Regions from separate parts of the Homo sapiens genome. Here all the other regions are linked to region 2. A link is a loop called in an ENCODE intact Hi-C map of the cell type or tissue named here. Cell type or tissue: endothelial cell of umbilical vein. All regions are shown on one strand. Each heading gives the region's core, and the rest is flanking DNA. Links, peaks and the distances in the headings are about the cores only.

Evidence for each region. A loop is a pair of places that touch in the nucleus more often than their neighbours do. Peaks named below come from ENCODE experiments on the same cell type or tissue, not always from the same donor. Only the 100,000 strongest peaks of a DNase experiment are listed, where the experiment ranks them.
Region 1: a loop joins it to region 2, with 5 times the contacts of the local background. A loop is called at or near these places in 4 of 110 quality-filtered maps.
Region 3: it touches region 2 in a loop (6-fold over the local background); 4 of 110 quality-filtered maps call a loop at or near these places.

What each region holds. Positions count from the first base shown.
Region 1 is chr3:29,509,461-29,517,791 of GRCh38, reverse strand. The region is part of intron 3 of RBMS3 (RNA binding motif single stranded interacting protein 3); the gene reads right to left. Among named protein-coding and RNA genes, the nearest start is that of RBMS3-AS2, 130 kb to the left of the region's middle. RefSeq lists an enhancer at 1,889-2,506. In endothelial cell of umbilical vein, for the core only: no CTCF peak of the experiment used is centred there; DNase peaks (open chromatin) are centred at 2,241, 4,471 and 4,961; H3K4me3 peaks cover 855 bases; H3K27ac peaks cover 3,055 bases.
Region 2 is chr3:29,320,569-29,328,899 of GRCh38, reverse strand. The region is part of intron 1 of RBMS3 (RNA binding motif single stranded interacting protein 3); the gene reads right to left. Among named protein-coding and RNA genes, the nearest start is that of RBMS3, 44 kb to the right of the region's middle. In endothelial cell of umbilical vein, for the core only: no CTCF peak of the experiment used is centred there; a DNase peak (open chromatin) is centred at 4,389; H3K4me3 peaks cover 261 bases; H3K27ac peaks cover 1,897 bases.
Region 3 is chr3:29,521,286-29,529,616 of GRCh38, reverse strand. All of the region lies in intron 3 of RBMS3 (RNA binding motif single stranded interacting protein 3), which reads right to left. Among named protein-coding and RNA genes, the nearest start is that of RBMS3-AS2, 120 kb to the left of the region's middle. In endothelial cell of umbilical vein, for the core only: no CTCF peak of the experiment used is centred there; a DNase peak (open chromatin) is centred at 4,166; H3K27ac peaks cover 1,616 bases.

The DNA of each region.
Region 1 (8,331 bases), core at 2,042-6,041, 190 kb before region 2:
TGACTTCTATATGATTTCTTCTCTTAACTTATTGAAAACATCTTCTGTAAGATAAAACAGCTAACAAAAACCCAGTATTCCCCCTAGGTCTAGAAAATCATACTGTCCAATAGAAATAGTGGACAGTAGCAGTAGACAACTGTCTCTGCAAGAATATGAGATCATGTAGGGCCGGGCGCGGTGGCTCACGCCTGTAATCCCAGCACTTCGGGAGGCCGAGGAAGGCGGATCACGAGGTCAGGAGATCGAAACCATCCTGGCTAACAAGGTGAAATCCCGTCTCTACTAAAAATACAAAACAATTAGCCTGGCGTGGTGGCAGGCACCTGTAGTCCTGAATACTAGGAAGGCTAAGGCAGGAGAATGGCGTAAACCTGGGAGGTGGAGCTTGCAGTGAGCCAAGATTGCGCCACTGTACTCCAGCCTGGGCAACAGAGCGAGACTCTGTTTCAAAAAAAAAACAAAAAAAAAATATATATATATACACACACACACACACACACACACACACACACACACATATATGAAATCACCTCACATACACAGATGAGAATTTCATGTTTTTCTTTTCTTTTTTTAGAGACATGGTCTCGCTGTGTCGCCCAGGCTGGAGTGCAGTGACGCAACCAAAACGCTCTGCAGCCTTGACTTCCTGGGCTCAGGTCACCCTCCCATCTCAGCCTCCTGGGTAGCTGGGCGACAGACACGTGCCACCATACCCAGATAATTTTTTGGTATTTTTAGTAGAGATCGGTTTCACTATGTTGCCCAGGCTGTTCTCGGACTTTTGGGCTCAAGTGATCCACCTGCCTCAACCTCCCAAATTGCTGGAATTACAGGATTGCACCACCATACCTGGCTAGAAGTTCATGTTTTAATGCATTTATTGTTTCAACATGTACTGAACACTAATGATAACCTAATTGCTAACTCAACATCTCCTTTCATTCTTAAATCTTCTAAGGTATTTGATACTGTTGAGCATTTCATTTTAAAAATATTACTCCTAATTTTTGTGATATTGCTCCCCTTTCTCTGATATTTTCAGCTTGCTCTTGAAAAGTTCCTCTCCTTGGCCAGGTGTGGTAGCTCATGCCTATAATCCCAACACTTTAGGAGGCTGACGTGGTAGGATAGCTTGGGGCCAGGAATTAGACACAAGCCTGGGCAACACAGTGAGACCTTCTTAGGCATGGTGGCATGCACCTGTGTTCCCTGCTATTCAGGAGGCTAAAGTGGGATGTCTTGGCTACAGTAAGCCATCATTGTACCACTGCACTCCAGCCTGGGCAACAGAGTGAGACTCTGTCTCAAAAAACAAAACAAAACCAAAAAACAAAAACAAACAAAAAAAAACTTCCTCTCCATAGTCTTCAGGCTTTATGCCACTCTATGTGTTTTCTTAGTGATTTCATCAACTTCTGTGGTTTAGATTATTCTGACACTCAGATCGTCATCTCCTGACCTCTAGGCCTGTTTATATCAACTTACCAAATTTTTCATCGGATGTCCTAGAAATACATCAAACTCAATATATCTTGAATCACATGTATTATTTTATTGGTAAAAACTGATCTTACTTGATTCTCCACACCTCGGCTAAAACGATCATCACAGATGCAGTTGCCAAAGTCAGAAACAACAGTATCTTCCTTGATCAATCCCCTTCCCAGCCTGCCTCATCTTATTGGTCCCCATGTCTTCCTGATTCTCATTCCTAAATCCTGTCCCCACTTTATCTTTTGTACCCTTAAAGTCCCTGGTCCATGTCCTCTTCAACTCTCACATAAACAATTCCAATATCAATTTTGACGGAATTCTCTTCCCTACCGGCATTCTGTTTTGGCATGTGCCTAGGTATAAAAACTACTATTTCCAACATCATTTGGGTATTAAGAACCCACGACCATGTTACAGTTTGGGGCCAATTATAAAAGCACAAAGCTTTTGAACAAGGACACACTCAGCTGGCACTTGTCTTTTGCCCTTTAGCCTTCCTGGTCTTCCTGCATGTACTGCAAATGTAATGCTAAAGTGGACTAGCTCTCTGCAACCACAAGGCAAAGGCAGGAAGTGAAAGGTACACACCAAGTGCTGAGTGTCTAGATGGAGTCACCCTACTGCTCTGGATTGCTTACCTTCAGTCTCCTTCTTATGCGGTGTGAAAAACAGTTTAAGTCAGTGTTTAGTCATTCTTTCTATTATTAGCACATGAATGCAAGAGAAAGGATACATCCTTCCAGCCTGTCTTCCTGCATCTAGCTTTCTTCCTTCTTTGTCATTCCAAATTCTTTGCCAGAATCGACTTTCCAAAATATTACTCTGGCCATATTATTTCTTCTGCCTATAAACCTCTCCTTGGTTTCCATTGCCTTTATAACAAGCTCTTTACCCTAGCCTTGATGCAAGACCCTTCACCATAAGACGAGCTTGCATTCAGATTATATCACTTACTGTTTCCTTATGCAAGCACTGCACTTTGAAGACATCAGAAAATGTCATGCACTTCAACAACTTTCTGCCATTTCCATGCTCTTTCCTTTTCCAGGTAAATCTTTTCCTGCTATCCCTGCTAGATAAACTTACATTCATTTTGGAGAGCAAAGCTCAAATACTACCTTCCTCCTGCAGCTTTCACCTAAGCCTTTTCCAAACTTAAGGTCGATTTGACCACTTCCTCATTCTTTCTAAGAGCATGTTATTTACAGCACTACTGCATAGTACTTAAGAGCATATATTTGGGAACTTCCTGGACTCTATCAGGCTCTGTGACTTTGGAAGCTGATTGATCTTGAACATAGTGGCTCATTACCCTCATCTGTGAAATGCTGGTAACGTTGACATCTACCTCGAAGGGCCTCTGTAGGATTAAATAAGACATCTGGAGTTATTAGAAGAAAATCTGACATGCATAAAGTACTCACTGACAGTTAGGTATTATTTTTAGCTATTATCCTCATATTATTATATATATGCCTATCATATATACATATATATGCCTATCATATATATATATGCCTATCGTATATATGCTTATATATATATGCCTATCATATATATATGCTTATCATATACACATATATATGCCTATCATATATATGTATGCCTATCATATATATATATATATATATATATATATATGTGCCTATCACACATATATATATGCACCTATCTCTCCTCCCCTTGAGCATTTGGGGATAAATCGCTTCCTTTTTCTTATCCTCAGTGTCAATCACAGTGTTTTTCCAAAAGTACATGTTTGACAAATGTTGGATCAAATCACATTAGATTGAGCAACTCGTATGTGTAAATCCCATTCAGTGCTAAATGTCAGGTTACTAAAGTTCATTTTAATATGTGTTGCAGATGTTAAATGAGAAAACTACTACCAATCCCCATCCAACCCAAATCATTCTTGTCAAGAAAGCTTTTGAGATAGAGGAGCGACTACCTCTAAGGAAGTCTGAGTAGCTTTAGGTTGCCAAACATGGTGAGAGAGCATTCTGCCACATAAATTCCCCAGAGACGAATATAGGGAAGTACTAAAAATTTTAGAAGAATGGAGAATTGTGTCATTGCTACATCCTTAACAATGTTTAATTCAGACAACAGTCCCTGATTTTTTAAAGTGTGTAATAATCCCTTCCTTACATACTCTATGTTTTACCAATCTATTATATGCTTCCTATTCTAGGCTACTTCACGTTTAAATATAAATCAGTGCCTTCAAACATGCCAGGCACTGTGTTAGGCACAAGGAATAGAAAGATTAATAAGATTCTCCAGCCTGGGTAGAGAAAGCAAGGGCAGAGAATGCTTTAGAGAGTTATGAATATGATTCTATTTCCCCAGGGCATGATTGTGTCAAAGGAAGTCAGGAGTGTTGAATTTTGAGACCACATCCAACATTTTATTCATCTCAGCTATGGAAAAGCTAGGCAAGAAGGAAAGTATAGAATGAAATTAGGAAAGGAAAAGAACACATTTTTATAAGCTTGACTGTGGCCCAACAATATTTTTTTTCAAATAGAAGGCAACAGAAATGGGCAAAATATGTGGTGTCTCGCAAAGACAAATTTTACAGGCACCCTGCATACTTCTCACAAACTCTGTGTCCTCCTCCCAAATGAAATTATTATATATATAGATCATTCTAAAAGAACTGAAGAATCCTGGCAGGGTAATTAATGAATGACAGATCAGTCACCCATGTGAAAAAATAAAATGTGGCAAGAAATTATGGCTTTGTCAAGAACTTTGAGGTTTTTAAACTGAAAGCAATTTGTACAGTGACTATTGTGACCATACAACTTCCTAATCTCAGTTCCCATAAAGTCTGGGTGGGGGCCAGTTGGAATGGTTCATCTCAGTTGCAGAGATATCGTTCACAGAGGAAATAAAAGGATTTTAAACACTGGAGTCATTTCCTTTGGTTCTCAGGTCTTTGGTTAGTGATATCTTCGGCTCAATTCCTGCAGCCTAGCTTAGAAAAATAACGAAATCTGTTCCCTGAAAGGTTTTCCAATCAAACAAGTACAGTTTTCAACTCAAAACATTTAAGTCCAATAAAAGATTTTCCTTTGCCAGAGGGTTCTAGGAAGACTAACACCTTTCTAAGGTTCAGACTGCTCTCTAACAAGTTACATAAAAATCCGCCACCAGTGTAAATGTCAAATGCGAAAGGATGTGTTCAGGAGAGAGACCTATATAATCAAATCTCTAGCTGCTCCTTTGGAACTGCTGCTGAGGGGTCTTGCTGAAAATAATAGGGCCCTTTTATGACACATAGCACAAATGGTAATAGCAAGTTACCTCTCAAGTGGAACCTAAGAACTCTGGAATGGTTACCTGAATGTGGTGAGAGCAGACAAGCAGCGCTTTCCAAATATATCCTTCAGCTAAGGACTTTTGGAACTGCTGCAAGATTATAAAGAAAGGATAGATTGTTGGAATTTTCCTCTGCTCATATATATGCATTCTAAATGCCAAGGTTGGAAGCCCAGTGCACACAGTATTGTTCACATGCCACAGAATTTGAAATATTAGACAGCCTTTGTCCCAGATTGATCTACAAGGAACAGGAAGTATTATGGCTGTACCACCGCCGCTTTTTGTTTGGTGTGGGTTATTTCGTTTTTATTTTCCCTGAAAAGTCCTTAGTAGTAATCCTCAAGTCTTTGGGTCAGTTTCTTGATGAAAAGAAAGTCATAAAGTAGGATGGATCAAATATCAAATGGAAAATATAAATAAATAGAATTATGTTTATATCCTGATATCAAATCTTAAAGTTTTAAGACTTTTTAAATTACTTATTCCAGATATATTTGTGAATACTTATAAATCTTAATTATTAAATTAAAGAAGGATTAATGCAACATTTATAATCTCTAGATAATAATTTAATTCTAACTAATGTCAGATGAATCAAAATTTGTTCATTGCACTTATCACATGCTGCAGCTAAATGATAAATTACTGTTTTTAAAACCTTTTTCAAATGCCTAAATCCAACATTTAGAAATCTTTGATATATTTATTTAGAATTAAATTAGTATAAAAATGACAGAGCAGTCCTCTGCTTGGTAAATAATCCTGACTAACTGATGAAAAATAAGGAAGACCACCTTTTCATTGTGCAGACTTTCCCATTTTTTCTTTCTCTTGACTCTTATTTTTAGTAAATCTGAATAAAGAGTCAGAAATGATAAGGAAAAGGAGGCTTTTACTAAATGTGTCAGAAACACCTAGTGTTTCTGAAACCAGAAAAGGGAAAAAATATTAGTACCATAACATAAGATTTTAATTGCATGCAAATTTAAACCAAATGTTACTGGGAACGCTTGCCTTTTACTTTCTAACTTCTTCTCTCCAGGGAATTCCAAACCCAGGAGCACAGTGTTAACAAAGTGGCTCTGAATATGAACAGAAATGAAATTTCTGTTTTCAGTTAGTCTTGTGATACATATGCTTTCATTTTTTTCCCAAGACACAATTGGATCCTTCAACTTTAAAGTCATAATGTGAAAATCCCATTTTTGTTATTATTCTTATAAATGGTGAAGTGGTTGAGTAATATTCTCCAAATAAAGGCAAAAGGGGTGTTATTCTTTATGTATGATGGTCCTATGAGTAGGGTCCATAATTTTAATTATTTGTGCTGATTCAAACTCTTTTGCCTGGCTCCCCTTTATTTCCAACAGCAGACATTGGCAGTGTTGGGCTAAATATAAAGTTGAGGTCTTTTGACATGAGTTAGAATCAGTAGACCCAACATCGTGACTCACAGAGGCACCAACAAATACCATGGAAAAGTAAAACTAGTTCTCCACATGTTATATACTGAATATTAAAGTGACACAAAACACCCACGCACAGAACTAGTTTTATGCTATCGCCTGTTCATATACCTTATTAGGATCACTGTTAAATTTGAGAATCACACTTATTTTTAGAAATTTGGTTTAAAATAACCTTTTTTATTTATTTTATTTTATTTGAGATGAAGTCTCTCTCCGTCGCCCAGGCTGGAGTGCAGTGGTGCGATCTCAGCTCACTGTAACCTCTGCTCCTGGGTTCAAGTGATTCTCCCGCCTCAGCCTCCCAAGTAGCTGGGATTACAGGTGCATGCCGCCATGTCCCACTAATTTTTTGTATTTTTAGTAGAGGCAGAGTTTCACCATGTTAGCCAATAGGTCTTGATCTCCTCACCTAGTGATCCACCCACCTTGGCCTCCCAAAGTGTTGGGATTACAGGCGTGAGCCACCACGCCCGGCCAAAATTAACTTTTTATTTTAATCAGTTCTCATGGCATCTGTTGAAAGATTTTCTCCTTTATCACTAACCAAAAGGAAACTCAAATCTTTTCATAATAAAATATTTGTAAAACATGCAGAATAGATTTTAGCACAGAGTGGGCACACAATAACTTGTAATTTTAAACAAGAGAAATGCATAGCATCTGCTCATATCTTTATAGGAAAAAATAAACAATGCTAACATAACTAAAGCAATGCTGCAAATAGTCAACAATATTACAAATTGAGCATCCCTAATCCAAAAATCTGAAATCCAAAAGCTCTAAAATTTGAAATGTTTTGAGTTGCTTATATGATGCTCAAAATTCATGCTCCAAGAAAATGCTTATTGGAGCATTTTGGGTTTTGAGTTTTTGGATTTGAGATGCTCAATTAGAATGCAAATATTCCATGATTTGAAAAAAAAATCTGAAATCTGAAATACTTCTGGTCTCAAGCATTTCAGAAAAGGGATACTCAACCTGTATCATATGGTACATTATTTGACATAGGCAATAGAAAAGGGACTTTACCAAGAGCTAACCTAGGCAGGGAACCCTCTATAAAGTAAGTAGAATTTAAGTTTGCCTAATAATCTAAGTCAGGTTTAGAATGGAAGAAGAATAATGAGCTGGAGTATGAGCTGAGTAAAGACTGAATGGTGGTATAAGTATAGCGCGTTGGGAGAGTAAAGTGACTGGTCTTCTTGGTGTCAAAGATACATATTAGAACAAGGTGAAAATCACTATGGGTTGATCTATGATATCAGTGCTCTTTAAATCTATACTGAGAAATTCAGACTTGATAAAGAATGAAATAACAAGTCACATACAGGTTTGAAGCAGCCAAATGTTGTGATTAAAGCATTGTTTAAAGAAGCAGTGTATCTGCAAAAGTATGGAGTCCACAGGTACTTAATAAGAAATTGTGCTTATTCCATCTCTGTGATAAATGGCTGCAATTTTATCCCAGTTTCTAATCACAGCCAAAATCACATGCATGATCATTTTTTTGTGCTATAACCATGAATTGAGAATCTGAGATGTGGTTAAGCCATTCATCATTTTATTCTTTTAGACATGCATTGGACAACTACTTCACGTGCAAAGCATGTGCTAAGCATGAGTGAACAAGAAATGAATACGATACAGTCCTTTGTTGTTGTTCTGAATAGGTGTACAATTCTCACTCTTGATAAGCCCATAGTTTAAGTGAAACATGAATAAAGAAAAATCACTGATTATACACAGCTTGCTAAATTCTGGGTATACTTTTGGGAGAACAGACTTGTATTAAGGGATATAGAGGAAGGATACCAAAGGCAGCTTGGGCTAGCGTGGAAGGCACAGGGAAAGCTTTGAGGAATTTATCAGCTGAGTCTCGCAAGTCAAGGAAGAGCACACAGGCAGCATAAAAGAGGGATGACATGTGAGACATTAAATACCCAGGCTTTAAAACAAAGCAGACCTGAATTTATATCCCAAATCTGCTATTTCATGTTATGGCAACTTAGGCAAGTTCCTTGTCTCTTTCACC
Region 2 (8,331 bases), core at 2,427-6,426:
TGTGCAAAACATTATACTTGGAATTAATAATCCAATAGGGAGTTGAAGACTGCCCTCAGCTTTATAGGGCTTTTGGATTAATAGGGAAGGAAGACTAATAAAAATAAACACGTAAACAAATGTGAATTTGAAGGTTTGCCAAGTAAGCAGTGCTCTGAGCACCTTTATGAGAGATCTAACCCAATGGAGGTCAGGGAAGCCTTGCATAGGAAGGAAGACCTGAGCTCTCATTAGAAGGAAAAATAAAAGTTAACTAAGTGAAGAAAAGAGAGAACAATTTTCTAGGCCATGAAAAGACTAGCAACATTAACTACCAATAAATTTACCTGGAGGTTGAGGGAAAAGAGGACATATTCCAAAGTTCTTATTAAATCATCTAACTATTTCATGGAACCGTGGAAAGCAACAGACCAACACTAATTCTGGGATGAAGGGTTGGGTGGGTGGTAGGGATGGTGGAATTGAAAGAAACTGTGTAATACCAATGTCCTTTTTGTCGTTTCATTCCACAAGCTTTAAAATTTCATTTCAGTTTATTCACATTTACAGAAAACATATCTACCACTTCTAACACATAACGAAACAGATAATTGTTCTCACAGACTTTTCATTTCAGTATTTAAAGTCATGCTCACCATTATATATTCTTGTGCTCAATAGAAAATTTTCTAAATTTTAAAATCTAATGTACAATAAGCCAAGAATGTTATAGTACTAGTAAACTATTTAAACGTGCCACGTTGTTTAAATGGAGAGGCACTCTGCAAACAGTTGAAGGAAGTGAACTGCATGGTGCCATTAGCAAGACATAATGATGTTATAATAGACTAAATCAGAGTAAGTGCCACCTAAGTGGGCAAAATGCTAAATAATGCGAATTTCTCTTCTTTCTTTGGTCATAGATAACAATCATTTACTGATAAAAGAAAAAGGAAGGCACCCAACAACTAAGATGCCAGAGACTAAGATCACTTTATTTCATCCTCAAAAAATTCTAGCATTCTACCTGCCTCACTCTGACGTGATCGATAATAGCTCCTTGGTGTTAATCTTGATGAACTGAAATGGCAATAGTGAGTTACATATAAATACAAGCTTTTATTAGGACCTAGGAAACAGGGCATGCGATCCTTGGAAGACATGATGGCTAAAATACTCCCTTACAGTAAAACTCACTGCAACTCTATGTGCCACTCAGTAATGTGTCTGTGCAATACACAAGAACACACACCATCAAATCATTCTCATTTTATGATGAGTATTTACTCCAAAGTTATAACTTAATATTTTCAACAAATACACAAGTCCAACTCAGCTAGACTAGGCTATTAAGCTATTATATTTCCAGATTAGAAGAAAATAATGATAATAGTGATAATATTAAGTAACAGAAGGAGGAGGAAAAGGAGGAAGGGAGAAGTAGGAAGAGAAAACTGTCATTTATCCTCCACTCCAAATTTGCGGGCATTTTTTGGAGAACACTCTGTCTATCACATAGAGGTAGCCTTAACTTTTACAATTAAATATAAACATAAGACTTCAAAGCAACAGGAACAATCACGATTTTTTCAGGCATAATTTACAAAAAGACAGCACAATTCTTAGTAGCATATTGCCTTAATCATCATCAAAATAAACACTAATATGAAGCAAAGGAGATAAAGAGAACCTGGTGGAATACATTCAAAACTAAATCATGTCCTTATGGCAAATAATGAACAAATTAGAGACTGCTTTGTACTTTCAATTTTCATGTCCTTAATGTAAAGGCATTTCTTTCCCCACTCCCAAAACCTTCCTTAACATTAGTCTCCTACCTTTTTTAAAAAGGATTTTTAAAATACTTCCTTCCATATACAAAAGGATTCTAGGCCGGGTGTGGTGGCTCACGCCTGTAATCCCAGCACTTTGGGAGGCCAGTGCGGGCAGATCATGAGGTCAGGAGATCGAGACCATCCTGGCCAACACGGTGAAACCCCGTCTCTGCTAAAAATACAAAAAATTAGCTGGGCGTGGTGGTGCACGTCTGTAGTCCCAGCTACTTGTGAGACTGAGGCAGGAGAATCGCTGGAACCCAGGAGGTGGAGGTTGCAGTGAGGTGAGATTGCGCCACTGCACTCCAGCCTGGCGACACAGCGAGACTCTGTCTCGAAAAAAAAAAAAAAAGGATGCCAGTAGTAAGACTGAAGCATTACTCAATAAACCAATATTTACTAATCACAAAACTCTATACCAAACACTGAGCTCAGTACGAGGGAATACAAGGATAACCAAGACCTTCATCTGTGCTGCCAATCACTCAGAAGGTAGTGAGGAAGGTAGGTAGCCACATAAACAAATATCTGGAATAGGTCCTAATGACTAGATTTATAATAGGGGTAATTACATAGGACCATGGAAACATAAATAAGCAAGAGATTAATTGTGGATAGTTGGGAATCAGAACTACAGAGAGAACACTTATTTGTGTAAAACCTTTAAATGGTAATAAGAGGCTTGCAAGACATAGAAGGTGGAGAAGCTCATTTTAATAAACAGAAAGTAATTAGCAAAGCCATGGAGACTTATTGGGGATCATAATTTGGGGAAAGAACAGGTTTAGAGAGTTTATGGAAAGATCAGTGGGTGGAGGTAAGAATGAGGATGAATTGCATGCTTTCCAAGGAGTTTAGTCCATATATATTATGTAGCCAGTGAGAAGACATGGGATGCACTTAGTAAAAAGAAACAGGAGTCAAACTGCATTGTAGAAAGATAAATTTGGTGGCAATGAAGACATTAGACCTGCAAGGAAAGCCTGAGATTCAGAATGACTTCTTAGGAAAAAAACACCATAATCTCAGTGGTAGATTATGACAGTTTAATCTACAGTCAAGTGTAAAGTTAATAAAGCAAGGATGGAAAGGTGATTCAGGATTGCCACACTTCATAGTCCTATCCAGGTGACCTGGGGAAATTAATGAAATATGACTCCAAAAGTTTCTATAGCACAGGAGAAGAATGAAGTTAAAGAGAGTAATAGCCCAGGCAACCTGATGATAGATTTTTGATGCCTCAACTTAAGACAAGGAAAGATTAGGCCAATAGTATGAAATTGCCAATATTTGAAATGGTTTTTTAGTAAAAAATGACAATTTTACATAATTTAAGCCATAGATAGCTAATATTCTAGAAGAACACCTGTGAGTTTGGATAACTATACCAGTCATGTCAAATTTATACATATGTGTGTGTATGTGTGTGTGTGTGTGTGTATGTGTATATATATACATACATATATACACACATATATATACACACACGTATATATATACATACACACATGTATATATATACATACACACATATATACACACATGTATATACATACATACACACACACACATATATATATATATGCATTTAATGGGATAGTTTTCTTTCAACTGAATCTTACATTGGCTTCCCAGGTTTACATTATTATATTTCACTTTTTGGATGGATAATATATTAACACACTTTTGAAAGTTAATAAATACAAAACGGTATAACGATAAAATCTCCCTTTCTACTATTCCTCAGCCCATCTATCCTTGACACCCAGGAATAGTTTCCTACACAAATTTTTTGGTGTTTACTAAGAGCAATAAAATGTAAAATATAATCTTATTTCCCACCACCGCCTTTTTTCACAAACGAAATATAAAATACAAATGTTCTGCACTATGTCTTTTTTTCACTTCACAAAATATTTTGGAGATACTTACAACTTAATACATAGAGTGTTTCCTGATTCTTTTCTACAGTTACAGAGAGTTCTGTTTTACAGACATGCCATAGTTTATTCAATTTGTCCCCTATTAATGGACATTCAAGTTGTTTCCAATATTCTCTTGTTACAAAGAATGCAGCAATTCATTATTATATGCATGTATTCTTTCATCTGTGTGCAAATACGATAAAGCTCCATTAACTGGGATCTAGTTTTCATAACAGAAATGACATGAAATTAGAAAAAAAAATAACAGTGGGGAAAAGGAAAACAAAGGGAATAATGAGAGTAAAGGAAGAGGAGAGGAAGGAGAGAAGAAAAGGCAGATAGGCAGGCAGGCTGGAAAGAATACTAGGTAAGCAAAGAGAAAGAAGGAAAGAGAAAAAGAAAAAGGAGAGAAGGAAAGAATTAGGAGAGAAAGCTCTTGTCTTCTTTAGGATATTAGGAGGGAAGTGATTAAACTTTAGTGCAGGAGATTGTAAGGGCTTAATGGAAGGGCACAGGGGAAACATCTTGGAGCTCTACAATGCTGGGAGAGCATAACAAGGAAGTGACTCTTCCTGTTCAAACAATCCTACCCACTCCAGCAGGACAGAAGAAATAAATTCCACGGCCAAACATGCAGCACAGAAAGACCCAGGACATGGCCGTTCCAGGTTACGTAGCAAGCCAGTCATCCAGGCGGAGGCCACGTGTTTTGAAAGAGAACCAATTACATGAGAAGACCTGGCTCTTGAGGCAAATGTTAATCATATTAGCCCAAACTGTGCATAATCCATAAATAGCTATGAGGCTTGAACAATAAGAAGCTCACAAGAGCAGTACAAACAGAAAGGAACCAAAAAAGAAACTGAAAAAGGAAAGAAGAACCTAGACCAGACCAGAATACTGTGCCTCTTCCCTCAGCCACAGTGACTGCTGGTTCTAACTGGGTCCTTCCTGAGGAAAATGAAAGGTTGAAGTCAGTGTTCATGACTTACTTTATAGAAGTGCATTTAAGTTCATTGCACAGTAAAATCTGTGTTATTCCCACTCCAGTGAATTCCTTTGTCCTTTTAATAAAGTCCAGAGTTAAAAATAAAAACAAAATAAAAAAAATCTAGGTATGTTAAAGAAAGTAATTTAGCTTGCAGTGAATTTTTTTTTTTTTTTCAGAGTGGGCAAATCCAAGAAAATAGGACCCATTTGAGAGCCCTGTTTGAACAAGGGTAATATCTGAATCGGTGTGTTATTTTATTGGCTTTATCAGTGTTTTCCAAAAATCCCTACAGTGGCATAAAGTCTTAAAAAGCTTAGTTCATGCCAAAAATTGCGTACAAGCTTAAATAAAAATCATGGGGGAAATAAGAAGGGGTGTGAATTATATGAAGAGATACTAAATTATTGATTTTTAAAATTGCATCTAGAATTCAGTCCAAGGGGTGTGTGTGTGTGTGTGTGTGTGTGTGTGTGTGTGTATGTGTGTGTGTAACTGTATGTGTCCAATATCAGAAGGAATACACATTTCAGAAGAGAAGACAGAGGGGTGTCAAGAGCACCACAGACATATTACATATGGCTTCTGATGTTTGTTTCTTTCTACTGTTAATTTTACTATGTGTGCTGGAGTTAAACCTGCATTTTTAGGCCATATAAAGATCAAAATAATATAAATAACATAGATTTAAATTTCAGCATTTTCTAGTTACCCTAGTTACAAGTTTGCCAAATTATTAAATCAGCTCTGTCCAAAAATTCAAAAGATAACAGTAATAATACGACCTAGTTTACGGCTTTGTTTCTTTACTATGGTGGTTGTAGATAATTCTGCAACTAGTATAAATTCTATTGTTATTACCCAAAAAAATCAACTTTGTGTGAAAAAATAAGCTAAAGTACATACCTGATGTTACTTCAAAAAATAACATATAAAACATAAAAATAATTTATGTCTGTTACTTTGTCAACTGTGTATGTGTTTGTCTCTGTACATAAAATTTGATATCAGAGCAGCACCTTCAAAGGTGGAGATTACACCAGTGACAATGTGTCTGAGCTTCAGTCTTTCTTGACTTCTTGATTTGCTCTTGACATTAACAGCACCAACTTCTACTTGGTTGTGATGGATGAGAGGATGAGACTAGAATTTTATGGTCTCCATGGTGATGCCAAGTTGCGTTCTTGGCACACTGTATGCCCTTAAATAACACTTATTAGATGGATGGATGACTTCTAGCAAGAAAGGTCAAAAGCATAATCTTCAAAAAATAGGCTGCCCTAGAGTTCTAAGCAGCCCTTCGAATTCTCCATACTATTCATTGAACGGCTAAGAGGTGCTACCCTCTTGGACTTGAGTAGCTAAAGAGCTTCTGTCAATCATTTATAAACCCTCTCCTTGTCTTGAGGTTTAAATACCTTCTAAAGCCCATGAAAATTAACTCCAAGGAACCATCCACAAATCCTTTGCATATAGTGAGGTTTTCTTATATGCCATCTTTCCTGAAATAGAAAGACCAGTGTCTGGAGTATGGCCATTTTTTTTTTTCGTATGTGAAAACTAATTAGCATGGCAACTGACTTGATCTGGACTAGGTACTTTAAAAGAACTGTAATCAAGACTAGCAGGACTAAGATTTTATGATTTTTAACTCATAAAATGTACACTTTATTTTCACCAGATCTATTTGAATGTTAGAGGATGAGGATTTTAATCATGTCTACAGCATGTGGAGGATTACATTAGGTGATATAGGCCCCAGAATATTATTGTATTTTAAGGCATCCAAAGTGATTATAAATTCATGTATGGATAGGTAAATAAACACAAACTCCGGATAAATTAAAAACAAACACAAAAAAAACACAGACAACATTTTTACTAGATTATGAACTCCTTAATTTCTCGTATCCGTAGTTCCTCCTATGATGTCTGGCTTTTCATGGGGATACAGTAAATGTTGGTTGACTCAAATAAGCCAGACGGTAGAAAAGAAGAAAATGAAGAAAGAAAACAAATGGGAAGGACGGAAATGAAAAAAAAATAAAAGAGAGGAAGAGCCCTTCATAGATGGAGCATCCTTTAGAAAACTGTATATAGCCCTAAGCTCAGTGCCTGGCAAAACCATTGTTATTTCTTTTTCTACAATTTTATCACGTATTCTTGTACAGTCTCATTATTAAGGGCATGATTGGGATCCATTATAATATCTAATTTTGAAAAATCATTGAATTAAATAACACACTAAACATGCTTTTTCTTCTTAAAAGGAAACCATTTAGAGCCGCTTAGTTTTTACTGAGTGAGCATGCACAGCACTCAGAGAGGACGAGTGTGCCCATAACTCAGGACTTCAGTAGTTACCGCCCTCAGCTGAATATCTCCAGCCAGCTTGGTGGCTTTGACCTTCACAGATGTACAAATTGCTTTCATTTTTGGTCTTGTAATTTATTATTTGGATTGATGAAGGAGCTCTTGTTAAAATGCAAGAAGTATATGGAACACTGCTATTGAGAATAAAATTGGTGTTCATCTTACACAGAACATTAAAATGACCCTAGTATTTCACAGGGAATTGCAAGAGGAAAAACTACGTATGTACATATTTGAGTCTTCATGTAAGCAAAATATAACAAGTGGAGAAAGCTCACAACATGAGTTTCTTTCTTATCTCATCCTTTAGAAACAACTCAGGAAAATTATAGAATTTAGCCACATAATATGCATTGCAATCTGATATCTTTGTGGGTTCAAATTATTGTTCTATTTTCAGATATTTTATAAGTTGCTTACAAACTTAACTTTGAAGTAACTGAATAGAGCACAACATTTGTTAAATGGAAAACAGTAAAAATGTGTCGTATTTTATTTTTCACCAGGTAATAATGTCAAAATGATTAGTTTTTTTCATTTCTAAGGAAGTTGCTGGGATTACATATTTCAATGAAAGGGACTAATATATCATAAAAGTTTGGAAAACCCATGTCTAGTACAATAAAACACTTAAAGCAAGGTAATTATGTATAGGTTATTCAGGTTATAAGTGAAAGAAAGAGTTCTATGAGATTCTATCTTAAGGTTCCTGCCCTATGAACTGAGCAGGTGATGTATGGGTCATTTGGTACGTTCATTGGCTAAGTATATGATATCTTAACTCAATGTATTCCTCAAAACTCGCTGTTTTGCATGACACAGGAATAAAGTTTAAAGATTTTCCCCAAACTTTTTTTTTTTTTACATTCACAAATCTTAAAAACAGAGTACTGGAGCCATGGCTCATATTTTGTCCTCTCTGACTTCAAAGTTTATTCTTTTAAATATGACACATTATATTTAACTGACCTTTCTATTAAGGAGTATTTTTATCTGCATTTCTGTACCTCTTAATAGCCCTCCACTTCAAAAAAGGGCCACAGTTATTTATTCAAATTCTTAATAACTAAAAATAATAGCTTTTTTATAATACATCTCTTATGACTCCAAGCTGCCTGAATAGCAAAGTTATGAGTTTGCTAATAAATAACTAACATAAAATAGAAATTCAATCTGCTAGCAAATCCTTCCTTTAAAAATATTCCTCTGTAAGTGAATAAAATTCTCTTTG
Region 3 (8,331 bases), core at 2,042-6,041, 200 kb before region 2:
TTTTATATTTAAAAAAATCAAAATATCTATGGGATATATATACTCTATGTATATCTGAGTTTCTGCTCTCTTTAAAACAGAAAGCTCTTTTTTAGATTTAGATTAAATAAAGTATAAAAAAGACTAAATTCTTCTCACAGAATCATGCGTTTTCAAAAAAGTAAAATTTTATGAATTTATAAAACGTGTATGCAAATTGTGCTCATCTGTTTTTTTTCCTTCTTTCTGTCTCCAAATTTTGCCTCTCTCCATCCCTTTTTGCCCCCATGGCCATAAACTACGTTCATGATAATTCTAGAAGTTATAGACACAATTTGGAAGATTAGATCCTGTTTATGAGAAAACCTCTCAAATATGGTAGGTTTTTGGGTCTTCTATCACAAAGTGCTTATCCCCTTGTCTGAACAGTTACAATAGATCAATAAATACACTCCCATAAGCTCACATTTTTTATACTCATTTTCAATTCTAAAATATGAGCAGCAAATCAATGACAGATTTTATTTTTTCTCGAAGACAACATAAGAGCAAATGACTATTCTGCCACTAAAACAATTTCTAGAAAGCAATTTTCGCTTGGCACAGTGGCTTATGCCTGTAATCCCAGCACTTTGGGAGGCCAAGGTGGGTGGATCACCTTAGGTCAGGAGTTCGAGACCAGCCTGGCCAACACGGTGAAACCCCATCTCTACTAAAAAAGAAAAAAAGAAAAAAAATTAGCTGGGTGTGGTGACACACACCCATAGTCCCAGCTACTCAGGAGGCTGAGGCAGGAGAATCGCTTGAACCTGGGAGGCAGAAGTTACAGTGAGCCGAGATCACGCCATTGCACTCCAGCCTGGGCAACAGGAGTAAAACTCCATCTCAAAATAAAATAATATAAGAAAGCAATTTTTAAATTTTTCAGATGTTTTTCAATATGGTACTCCATCAAAAGTCAGGTTTTAAATCTCTAAACAAAAATACCTAAAGTTAAAAACAAATTCTGGAGTAAGCATAAAATGCTGTAGAAATTACAAGTATAAAATGATCATGAAAATGTAATTGATAATATTCCTAAGGTCAGGAGCATTCTAAGTGACCAACATCTGACATATCAAAGACACTTGAATAATGTGTGCTGATGTGGTTAGTATACATTTTTAGAAGATCTAGTACTACATATAGCACTTAAAGGTATTTGTTAAGCTTGCTTGCATTTGTGGGCCAGGCATAGTGGCTCAAGCCTGTAATCCCAGCACTTTGGTAGGCCAAGGCAGGCAGATCACTTGAGGTCAGGAGTTTGAGACCAGCCTGGTCAACATGGTGAAACCCCATCTCTACGAAAAATATAAAAATTAGCCGGGTGTGGTGGCTGGCGCCTGTAATCCCAGCTATTTGAGAGGCTGAGGAAGGAGAATTGCTTGGACCTGTGAGGCGGAGGTTACAGTGAGCCTAGATCATGCCATTGCACTCCAGCTTGGGTGACAGAGAGAGACCATATCTCAAAAAAAAAAAAAAAAAAAAAATCTTGCTTGCATTTGTGGATGTTTCAACAAGTTTAGCATTTCTTGATCACTTAACCTGATTTGTTTATGCTTCTTTACAATCAATCACCAGTGCAGTGCTTGAGTATTTGAGGGTAAAAAAAATACACTAAGAATTTTTAGATTATATCTGCTATTTCTTTTTATTTTTTATTTTTATTTATTTATTTTTTTATTATACTTTAAGTTCTAGGGTACATGTGCACAATGTGCAGGTTTGTTGCATGTGAACAATGAGAACACTTGGACACAGGAAGGGGAACATCACACACCAGGGCTTGTTGTGGGGTAGGGGGAGGGGGGAGGGATAGCATTATGAGATATACCTAATGTAAATGACAAGTTAATGGGTGCAGCACACCAATGTATCTGCTATTTCTGTGTGAAAAGTCTAATTATAAATCAGGAAGCATTCCTACATTAAATTAAAGTGGTGTTATCAATTGATATTTCTTTGAGTGACATTTTGCCAAATATAAACCAACAGTTAAGAAAAGTGATATAACCTAGGACTTCAGGATGATGGATTTATGCAGAACATGAAAAGTGTACAGCAGACTTTTACATAGAAATTAAGATATGCCTCATACATACTGAGCCCCTGGTTATGGAGTTGCTCAGCAAAAATTCAGGCCCAGATTCACACAAATATCTGAGTTCCGGCCAACTGCTTCCTGATTCTGAAGCTTAATTTAATCATCTTAGTGCAATGCACTAGATCTGAAAAGAATGGCCTAAATTCTACTTTAGGACTTTACTTGTTTACATGGCATTAGGTAGTGAATGTAGCTAATGGAAGTTCAAATTGTAATTCTGTATTTTAGTACTGAAGCTTTAGTACTATTTAGCATAGTTCTCATTTAAGTGGCTACTTTCCATCTTTTTTTTTTTTTTTTTTTTTTTTTTTTTACTCTACCTAACAATCACGTCTGAAACCCTATTGTCACTCGTTGGGTCCTCCTAGATATCATGGCCTGGTAGACACCAAGAGAACGCTTTTAAATATTTCAGAATCAGCACAGTAGATCTCTGTTCTACAATTTTAAATAGCCCCTGCACTTTTTTACAACACATATAATAAACTGACAAGTTGGTAACTAGAGTCCATTAATAAAATAGGAATGGTCACGTTGAAAAGTTTGGAAGCCAGGCAAAGCAGAGAATGGCTGAAAATAAATGCTTAGCATGAAAAGAGATAAAGGGAGGGGTGAGGGAAGAGTAAGCAACAGGCAATGAAAGAGACATGAGAGAGAAAGAGAAAGAGAGGGAGGAATTGGAGGTGAGGAGTTGGGAAACGTTATCTATCTTTAAATATTAGATGGGTCATATTAGACTTATTCCATTTGCTCTAAAGAGATGAAATAAAGACTAAGTGTAGAAATTATAAGTAGGCAGAGTTTAGCTGTCCAGCAAATTTTACACCAGTGGCATCTCTATTATTGGGAGTATTAAAAAGAGGCTCTAAAATCCCTCTCAGAATTGCTTAGAAGACCAGATGTGGGCCAGATCACTGCTTCTCAAACTTTTTTTTTTTTTTTTTTTTTTTTTTTTTTTTTTTTTTTTTTTTTTTGAGATGGAGTCTCGCTCTGTCGTCCAGGCTGGAGTGCAGTGGCGCGATCTCGGCTCACTGAAAGCTCTGCCTCCCGGGTTCACGCCATTCTCCTGCCTCAGCCTCCTGAGTAGCTGGGACTACAGGCACCCACCACCACGCCCGGCTAATTTTTTGTATTTTTTAGTAGAGACGGGGTTTCACCGTGTTAGCCAGGATGTTCTCGATCTCCTGACCTCGTGATCCACCTGCCTCGGCCTCCCAAAGTGCTGGGATTACAGGCGTGAGCCACCGCGCCCGACCCCTGCTTCTCAAACTTTACCTTGCTCGTGAAACAAGAAGGGATCTTATTAAAATTCAGATCTACATCAGCACTTATGGGCTGGAGCCTAAGATTGAGCATTTTCAACAAGCTCCCAGATGATGCCCAGGCTGTCCCTCTATAGACCACATTTTGAGCGGTTAGAGACTCCCTTAAGGTGCCTTCTCACTGGAAATATTAAAGTATTTCCTCAGGTAGGTAGTAGAACAAAAGAAGTGAAGGAAATCACAAGAGTCAGCGACACTACATGCTTAAATTTCATTGATAAAATGGCTAAACCATCCTGTCTTTTTAGAGGCAGAAAATCGCTGGAAAACAACACTTCAGAGATAATAGCATAAGCACTGAGATAATGATACTAAAATGCCCTCAAAGAAAATTGGCAGCAGTTCCAGATTCATACCCAGTGTAGACAACTGTGAGGAGCTTGAAACTGAATGTAACCCCTAATACTGAAATTGAACCCTGCTAGCTAATAGCATGTTCACACAAGCCTGTGTTTAGGGAACAAAGATTGAAGATTGAAGAACTCAATGAGACAAGGATCTGAATATATTGTACTATTGAGCCATAGTGGGAGTGGAATTACAAACCAATACACTGAGCTTTTCTGTGTTCCTATTGACCTTTGGACTCAAGGAAACCCAAAAAGGAAAGAGAACTGGCATCTGAGTTGCATACCATGCTACTTTTAATAAGCTGCAAGATTTGCTGCCCTTGAAAACACTGCTCCCTATTCTGTGCAAACAGCTTGATGGAGGGCCAGCTGAAGGGATGTCACTCGGTCAACAGGAAGTGAGTGTGGACAAAAGGTCCAAGTTTAGGAATGCCTCTCTGGATTTTATTTTGATACAGAGCCTAGTCAAACTTGGTTCTTGTGGCCAGAGCCAGAATAAAAAAATGTGCTCACAGGCTAACCATGGCCTTTTTATTTTTATTTTTTCATTTTTAAAGGCATAGTCCCTAATAACACAATCATATGCAGAACCCAACTAGAAGAAAGCTGGAATACAAGAGAGGGGCATGAATTTCTTAAATGTTCTTTCCCAGTTACATTTAAAATGTTTGTTAATGTTTTTCCTCACTAAAGGAAAAAAAGGTAAATGTATTTCAGATGCTTTACTTTGCTCTCTGTGGCCTGAAGAGGTCTTTTTTCTCTTTCTTTAGAGACAACGTCTTACTCCGCAGCCCAGACTAGAGTGCGGTCCCATGATCATAGCTCACCGCACCCTAGAACTCCTGGGCTCAAGCAATCCTGCCTTAGCCCCCTGAACAACTGGGACCACAGATGCATGCCACCACCATGCCAGCTAATTAAAAAAAATTTTTTTTAGAGACAATGTCTCACTATGTTCTCCTGGCTAGTCCAAAACTGCTAGGCTCAAGCAACCCACCCACCTCAGCCTCCCAAAGTGCTGGGATTACAGCATTAACCACCACACCCAGCCTCTCAAGAGGTCATTTTTTCAGAATGTAGGCTGGTCGTGATGGCTCATGCCTGTAATCCCAGCACTTTGTGAGGCCAAGGAGGGCAGATCACCTGAGCTCAGGAGTTCAAGACCAGCCTGGCCAACATTGCGAAACCCTGCCTCTACTAAAAAAAATAAATAAATAAAATGCAAAAGTTGGCTGGGCGCAGTGGTTCGCACCTGTAATCCCAGCTATTCAGGAGGCTGAGGCAGGAGAATAGCTTGAAACCGGGAGGCGGAGATTGTGGTAAACCGAGATCGCACCACTGCGCTCCAGCCTGGGAGACAGAGCAAAACTCCGTCTCCAAAAAAAAAAAAAAAAAAAAAAAAAAAAATGTAAAGGGAGTCACTCATATCTTCCAGGTTAAAGTGTTTTATGAAATCAGTGTACAGTGTGTACATAAAAAAGCATCATCAGTTCTCAGGCATCATAAGGAAAAGCTGCATTTCCCTCATCACAGCATGATTTCATGTTATGGGGTATTGAGTTTCACTGAAACCTCTGTAAGTTTTGTAGTTAGACAGATACCAGTTCAAATCCCCTTTCTGCGACTTACTGGTTGAGGTATATGAACCTGTTTCTTCATCTTGAAATTTGACATGGTAATAGTTGGAAAAAGAACTGGGTAACAAAAAAGGATACAAAGTAAGTGAATTGGAAAATTTTATCAGGAAGCTCATAGGGTTGTACTGGGCATTTAAAAGAGATTATGGGCTGGGCGCAGGGGCTCATACCCATAATCTCAGCACTTTTGGGAGGCTGAGCTAGAAGGATTGCTTGTGGCCAGGAGTTCAAGACCAGCCTGGGCAACATACGGGGACCTCATCTCTACAAAAAAAAATTTAAAATTAGCCTGGATTTGTGGCAAATTTCTGTAATCCCAGCTACTCAGGAGGCTGAGGTGGGAGGATTGCTTGAGCTGGACAGGTAGAGGCTGCAGTGAGCTATGATTATGTCACTGCACTCCAGCCCGGGCAACAAAGTGAGACCCTGTCTCAACTATTAAAAGGCAAAAAAGAAAAAAAGAGATCATCTATGTAAAACTTTCAAAGTCTAGTAAGCCATCAATAGCAGACTGACAACAGAAAGTAGCTGTTTAAAGACTGCTTGCCTCAATAATATTAAGGCTTCAAGAATCATAACTGGTTCTGTTCCTATCAATGAGAAGTATTTTTTGTTGCAGTATCACTTCCCTAGGTAACATTGGAGATGTCCAATGAAGATATCCAGGAAATAACCCTGGATATTTGACCCTGTGGATGCTGCTTTCCAGACTAAACATTCAGCTATGAAGGTGAAAAAGTATAAAAATGAACAGTCAGACTGGGAGGTAGGATTTTTGAAACATTAAAAACAAAAAAAAAGAACAGTTTGGAAAACACACCCAAGTGACTATAAAAATTTAAGATTCTAAGCAACTACAACATAATATTAAAATTAGAAAATCATTTTGTTCAAACAAGTATTTAATGAGCACCTGCTACGTCGTGCCCACTACTGGGTGCTCAGTGAGTTAGAAAGGTGAAGGAGACAAAAAAATCTTGAGAGGCAGTGGAGGGTAGTGGTTAGGAGAATCGACGCTGAAGCCAGGTAGTCTGGATTTGAATTCAGGTTTTGCTACTAACTGTGTGATATTGAAGAAAATGTTACTGTGCTTCAGTTTCCCCATCTGGAATATTGAGATAATAGTTTTTGTTACTTCACAAGGCTCTTGTAAGATTAATGAGGTTACTATATGAATGACACTCATAGCAGTGCTAGTAGATAATAAGTGACTGTGTGCTCAGCACTACTGTTACACCGACAATGCTGCAAAAGAGAAGTACTAAGTAAGGGTCATGGGAATTCTGCATTCAGAGGACCTCTAAATGACAGCTCCACAAAACAGCACCTCATGTGTGCTGGCCAACTCCCTGTTGGTCTATAGAACCAGTCTCATGCTCTGTATCCTGCAAATCTACCTTTTCCAGACTCCTTTGTCAACTAGATTCCAGTAGGATTGGCCAATGGGTAGTATTGGCAGACGAATAAAAGACTGAAGAAAAGGAGAAGTCAAGGTTTTTCTTTCTCCTACAGTGTTTCCTCCTGGTACCAACTCCCACCTGGCAGCCCTGTCATGGTTCTAGCTTTCATTAGATGGCTCCACCTTCTGACTTAATAGTAACCCCATCTCCTGCCACAATCCTCTAGACCTAGGATTGGTAGCAGCTTCCTGTAACCCCACTTCCTTCCACTATCCCTCGAAACCTAGATATTAGCCTGGTGCAGTGGCTCATGCCTGTAATACCAGCACTGTGGGAGGCAAAGGCGGGCCGATCACCTGAGGTCAGGAGTTTAGGACCAGCCTGGCCAACGTGATAAAACCCCGTCTCTACTAAAATTACAAAAAATTAGCTGGGCATGGTGGTGGGGGCCTGTAATCCCAGCTACTTGGGAGGCTGAGGCAGGAGAATTGCTTGAACCCGGGAGGTGGAGGTTGCAGTGAGCCGAGATCACAGCACTGCACTCCAGCCTGAGTGACAGAGTAAGACTCTGTCTCAAACAAAACAAAACAAAAAACTAGGTGGGCCAGTGTTCCCTGTTATCCTAACCTCTGGATTGCTCCTCTAGACTGTTTAGCTTCTTAGATTTTCCTCTCTGTGCAAACAATCTTCTTCATAAACTGCCTAGATGTGTTTCCATTTTCCTAACTAAACGCTAATTTTATAGCATGCTAGGTCTTGTAAAATGAACTGGATTATGTTAAGATGAAGATAAAGAACATTCCAAACTGACTGCATGGCCAAACCAAATTAAATAACTCATGATCTTAAACTTTCAATGAAGAGGTCAACAGTAGCTATCTTTTAGTAAATACACAAGGTCAGCTGCATTAACCTTATGTATCAGGGTTGTTAAAAATTTCCAGAGTTAGGCTTTCTGGATTCAAATTATGGCTCTGCCACTTACTGACTGTATGACCTGAGCAAGTGATGCCTTCGCTGCTTCAGTTTCCTCTACTGAAAAATGAAGATAATGATAGCACTCCATGTTACAGTGAGAATAAATGAGGGAATGTACATAAAGAGGTAAGAACAGGCTGAACACAAAGCATGTGCTTCATATTTTATCAAGTCCACTTAAAAAGTAGCAAACAAAATTTTTAGCACAGATTTGTACATCCTGGACTCAATTTTCTGGTATGCCAGTTCAGAAAGAAAGTTTACTCCCAGTAACAGTGAGATTTTTCCAGGAATGTAAGCTTGTTGAGTCCTGGAGACCTGGCTATAGGATTACTGCTGTATTCCCAGTATCTACCATGTGTCTGACTCAGTACAGAAGCCCAATACGAGAAAGCAAATGAGCAGATATTCAGAAGTTATATTTTCCTGCTTTTCAAAATGGGAAAGACTCAGTTTTTGAGATGTCAACAAAATATTAAGTAACAAGTAATGATAAATGTACTAGGAAATATCAGAGAGCTC